Regions from separate parts of the Homo sapiens genome. Here region 2 is linked to region 1. A link is a loop called in an ENCODE intact Hi-C map of the cell type or tissue named here. Cell type or tissue: ovary. All regions are shown on one strand.

Region 1 (2,500 bases):
GCACCTGCCATGTGCCAGGCTGTGAGCTGTCTCATTTCATCTGTTATCCCGGCAGCACAGCTGTGCTATCCCCAGGCCTGCCTGAGCAGGGCCGCAGGGGCCAGCCTCTGGGAGACTAGTCCCACCAGCAGAGGATGGCTTAATCGGGGCTGCTTAACAGTCATCGCCCTAATAAATAAAACCAATGGCCTTAATTTAAAACACATTAACTTAACAGCAGGCTTTCTGTCAGCTGATGAGGCCTAGCTCCACTGCTCAGAACAGGCAAGTAGTTAGAGTGGCCTCTCAGAGTCAGAGCCGTGAAGTCAAGGTCCCTGTGGCTTGCGGGTAAGGCCCTGGTCATCTTGACTTGTCTTCCACAACCCACACGACGGTGTGAGTGGTCCCAGGGCGAAAGATAAGAGCCCTGGATGGGAAGGCTGTGAGGAAGGGCAGCAGGGAGGCCTTCGGGCCCTGCCAGGCGGCCCTTCCAGCAAGCAGGCGGCCGGGCTCCTCCTCCCAGGGAGAGGCCTCCCGCCCCAGGTACAGGCCTGGGAAGCCCTCATCTCACCGCGAGGACAGTCGCGTGCGACAGGCCTGTAAGGTGGCATCCGAGTCCCTCCCGCAATTAAGGACGCCGGGCTCCAGGCCAGCGCCAGGGACAGACCCAGCACCAGGGCGGCCCCCGGAGCCGGCCTCTGGCGGCCTCGGGTCTTTTGCCAAATTCCCCACCGGCGCCAGGATACCGAGGGGCCACCCCCACCACGCGGCTCCAACAGACACGTTTCCCACACTGGCTGCGGAGGCCCGCCGGGTGTGACGGGGACCGGGCGGACTGGAAAGGATGTGGCTGGGGCCCCGGGGAGGACCAGGCAGGAGCGACGGGCCTCCCACGCAGCCTCCCTCCGACCGTGCTGCCGCATCGCCCGTCCCAGCGGCTCGGCCCCGCCTTGTCCAAAGGGCTCATCAAAGCCGGTTTACCGGCGGCCCAGGAAGGAAATGACCGCCCGCCGCAGCCCCGCCGACTGCCTTTCAGTTCAGTGCTTTCGAAACCACAAGGGCGGGCGGGGCTAGAGGAGGAAAAAAAACACCCCGCGGGAGCCTCAGGCTTGGGGGCTGCAGCCGCGCGCACCTCGCCGGCCGGGGGTCGGGCGCGCAGACGCGGTGCAGCGGCGCCCCCAGGCGGCCGCGCGGGGCACTGCACTCGGCCCGTGTGTCGGCCCCGGGCGGGGGAGGGACCGCGCCGCGGAGGAGGGGCCAGCCCCGCCCAACGCCCGACGCCCGCGGCCCCTCCTCTCCAGACGGGGGGCCCCGTGCTGACCGCAGCCGCGGAGCCCGCAGCGCACATCCCGGAGCACAGGACAAAACCTGTGCCTGCACCGGAGCCCCCATCCGGCTCCCGCAACACTGACCCCCCTGGGCAGCCTCGGGCACGGGGCACCTGGAAAGCCAGCCCCGGACACCGCGCGGATTCTGCCTCCCGGAGGTCGGACTGCATCCTCCCGTCCCGGGCGAGGCACATCCAGGAGGAGACAAGGAGGCGAAGCCCCCTAGGATAGGTGAAGACGACAGGCCCTGCCACCTTCGCTGTGGGTATTAGGGTGGGCTACCTCTCAACCGACCCCTCCGAAAAAGACGGGGCTGCTGCTATCACCTCCCTCAAACAGCAGAGGAGGTGCCTGGCTGCTTCTAAAGGCAGCTCGCTGTGGCACTTAGTCACTGCCCCTTTCTGGCCCAGGGTATCAGCTGGACGGGGGACACTACGCCCAGAGCTTCCTTCCTGTTCCGATGTTTGGCGAACCTGCAGCGCTCCCTGAAGCAGATGAGAGGGAAGCTGCACTCCCAGAAAGCGCAGTTTTGGTTCATATTGAATGGATTTATTGGGGGTGTCATCGGCAGGCGGATGACAGATTGTCAGGTGGGCTACAGCCCTGCCCTCATCCCCACACCCACAGCCCCTTGGCAGAGCTGCTAGCGGGGTCCTGAAGTGCCTCCTGCTGCTCTGGGAGCTCCGTAAGCCACCTGCTCTCAGCCTCAGGGATGCCACACCTCTTTCCCCAGCCTCAGCCACGCTCAAGTGAGGCGTCTGCACTTTTATACATTCTAAAGGCCTGAACAGGCCGGGCGCGGTGGCTCACGCCTGTAATCCCAGCATTTTGGGAGGCGGAGGCGGGCGGATCACCTGAGGTCAGGAGTTCGAGCCCAGCCTGGCCAACATGGTGAAACCCTGTCTCTACTAAAAATACAAGAATTAGCCGGGCACGGTGGCGCACGCCTGTGTAATCCCAGCTACTCGGGAGCTGAGGCAGGAGAATCGCTTGAACCCGGGACATGGGACATGGAGGTTGCAGTAAGCTGAGAACACACCACTGCACTCTGGCCTGGGGGACACAGCAAGACTCCATCTTAAAAAGAAAAGAAAAAGGAAATTAAAGAAAAGAAAAGAAAAAGGGGAGGGGAGGGGAACAAATGTTGCTACTATTATTCTCCTCATCAAGACTTCATACTGGTAAACATCCCC
Region 2 (2,500 bases), 110 kb before region 1:
TAGCAGGGACCAAACACCCCACGCACGGGGGAAAGTGGAAGCCAGGCTCAGTGAAACAGGGAGTGGGGGCTGCCTCGGGCACAGTCCTCGGTCTCTCCCCCTGTCCTCGTCCCTTCCTCCTCTGCTGCAACTATACTGCAATCTACATTCGTCCCTCCCCCCATCTTTGATCCCCTGGTTTCCAATATTCTCTGGGATATTAAAATGTTCTTCACTATTGCGGACTAGTTATTTTCTCTTTGTAATACTGTCTGTTTCTGTTTTGCAAATACCTTACAATGTTTAGGGTAAAGCCATAAAAACTGGTCTGTATAGATAAGACACTATTAATAAATGTATGATGGTAATTTCCGCAGAAGCGGGAAGGAGGGAAACACAGTACCAACACCCTAGCTAGCTGCGAGGAAGCCGGGAGATAACATATCCAGCGTTTTTGTCTTCCATAATAGGAGGCAGGCTTCTATGGCAGAGAATTCCCAAATTCTAGGAAAGGGGTTAAGATGCTGAGAAGCCAAAAGATGAGCAATAATTTTGCTAAGTTGTCAGCAGCCCCAACCGTACATATAAGGAAACTGAGGCTGAGGTTAAGTGACTTCCCTAGGTTCACAGAACTTATCAGTGGCCAAGCTGGGACTGTGGATAACGCTGCCACCACCACCCAGGAGTGCTGCTCGTGCTAGGCACCATAAATACATTATCTGATTCAATCTCCCTCAACTCTGCCACATATAGTGTTATAATCTCCATTTCTCATGAGCTAAAGAGACTAAGGCTCAGAGACGTCAAGAGACTTGCCCAAGGTCACACAGCAACTGAGTGGTAGAGGTAGTCAGTCCACACCCTCCCTTCTTCCCTCTGTGCTGGCGCTCACTCCCTCCCCAACACTCCCCTGGGAGCCCAGCACCAGTCCTTGGAGTGGGATGACGCAGCCTGCAGAGAAGCTTTCCTTCCGAGCGTCTGGAAGAACCCGAGGCTGGCACAGCACCATCAGCAAATAAAACCATGTGACTTAAAAAGGTGAACGAGCGGACATGATTAAAATACTTAACACAAAAGCGAATTCCCGCCTGGTGGCATGTTATCAGCAGCTGACAGGAATAGCCTGCCGCTTCCTCCTCAGGGTGGGCCGGGGCTCACACAGCACACGGCTGCCCGCAGAGCCTGGGGAGAATGAAACCGGAAGCCTATGCCGCCACCAACAAGCTCCCATTCAGAGGATCCTCAGGCGGCCAGCTCCACAAAGTGACCATAACAAAGGGCCACAGCCCACATACGCACACACTCACACACATATGCACACTCTCACACACTCACATACACACACACTCACACATACGCACACTCTCTCACACACTCTCACACACACACACACTCTCTCCCTCTCCCTCTCCCTCTCTCTCTCTCCATCACTCCAGGGTCAGCAGGAGCCCTGAAGCCTGAAGCCAAGCCATGACCAGGCCTCCTGGTCCCAGTGGCCTCCCCAAATGACCCAGTCCACAGTTGGGCTTCCTAACTCTACAGAGTGGTGACCTCAAGCCTGGAGCCTCACAGAGACCTTGAGGGCTGCCTCCCACCCCCTCCCTCTCTTACCCTGGTTTCCCTGCAAGCTCCCCTTCCGTCCCCTTTGTTCCTGTTCACTCCAGGATCTTGTAGGAGAGCCAGATCACCTGCTGCTGCTAAAAAGGGAAGTTTTACAATCGTGGGTAGAGGTGGGCAGCCAGATTTAGGAAAAAAGCGGGATATCTGTTAAAATTTAAATTTCAGGGTCAGGTGTGGTGGCTCATACCTGTCATCCCAGTACTTTGGGAGGCTGAGGCGGGCGGATCACTTGAGGTCAGCAGTTCGAGACCAGCCTGGCCAACATGGCTACTAATAACACAAAAATTAGTCAGGAGTGGTGGCTCTGCCTGCAGTCCCAGCTACTCGGGAGGCTGAGGCAGGAGAACTTCTTGAACCTGGGAGGCGGTGGCTGCAGTGAGTCAAGGTTGTGCCACTGCACTCCAGCCTGGGCAACAGAGAGAGACTCTGTCTTTAAAAAATAAAAAAATTAAAAAAATTTAAATTTCAATATACAATAAACAATAAACAATTATTTAGTATAAATAATTGTTTAGATAAACAATAAACAATTATTTAGTATAAATAAACGATTATTTATAAACAATAAACAATAACAATTATTTAGTATAAGTATGTCCTGTGCAATATTTGGGACATATTTAACATACAAAACACTTATTTGTTATTTATGTGAAGTTCCATTTAATTGGGTGCCCTGTATTTTAAATGGCAACCCTATATGCCTGGGGGAGGGATTGATTAGGAGAAGCCCAGAGGAACAAAGCGACTGGTAAAGAAAACACAAAAGAGGAGTGAAGATTAAGGGAGGGAGGGAGGGAGGGAGTGACGGAGGGGAAATGCTCTTTAATGAGGGTCTCTCTCACAACAGAAACTTCCACTATTACTTCATTTGAGTTCTCCAGTAATTCTCTGTGTTAGA

What was found. Hi-C counts contacts between places; a loop is a spot of excess contacts. Peaks named below come from ENCODE experiments on the same cell type or tissue, not always from the same donor. Only the 100,000 strongest peaks of a DNase experiment are listed, where the experiment ranks them.
Region 2: it touches region 1 in a loop (2.6-fold over the local background); 46 of 110 quality-filtered maps call a loop at or near these places.

The regions. Positions count from the first base shown.
Region 1 is chr3:195,259,054-195,261,553 of GRCh38, forward strand. All of the region lies in intron 1 of XXYLT1 (xyloside xylosyltransferase 1), which reads right to left. It overlaps LOC124909475 (a long non-coding RNA gene), which reads left to right and starts at 1,294. Exons shown (of 2, transcript XR_007096225.1): 1 at 1,294-2,500. RefSeq lists a silencer at 543-1,482. In ovary, a CTCF peak has its summit at 1,156 (motif pointing left); DNase peaks (open chromatin) are centred at 53 and 1,048; H3K4me3 peaks cover 1,479 bases; H3K27ac peaks cover 1,088 bases.
Region 2 is chr3:195,149,498-195,151,997 of GRCh38, forward strand. The region is part of intron 3 of XXYLT1 (xyloside xylosyltransferase 1); the gene reads right to left. All of the region lies in intron 1 of XXYLT1-AS2 (XXYLT1 antisense RNA 2), which reads left to right. LOC105374296 (a long non-coding RNA gene) reads right to left here and starts at 1,813. Exons shown (of 2, transcript XR_001741088.2): 1 at 1,591-1,813; 2 at 1-1,161. RefSeq lists an enhancer at 720-929. In ovary, no CTCF peak of the experiment used is centred here; a DNase peak (open chromatin) is centred at 1,154; H3K4me3 peaks cover 613 bases; H3K27ac peaks cover 1,221 bases.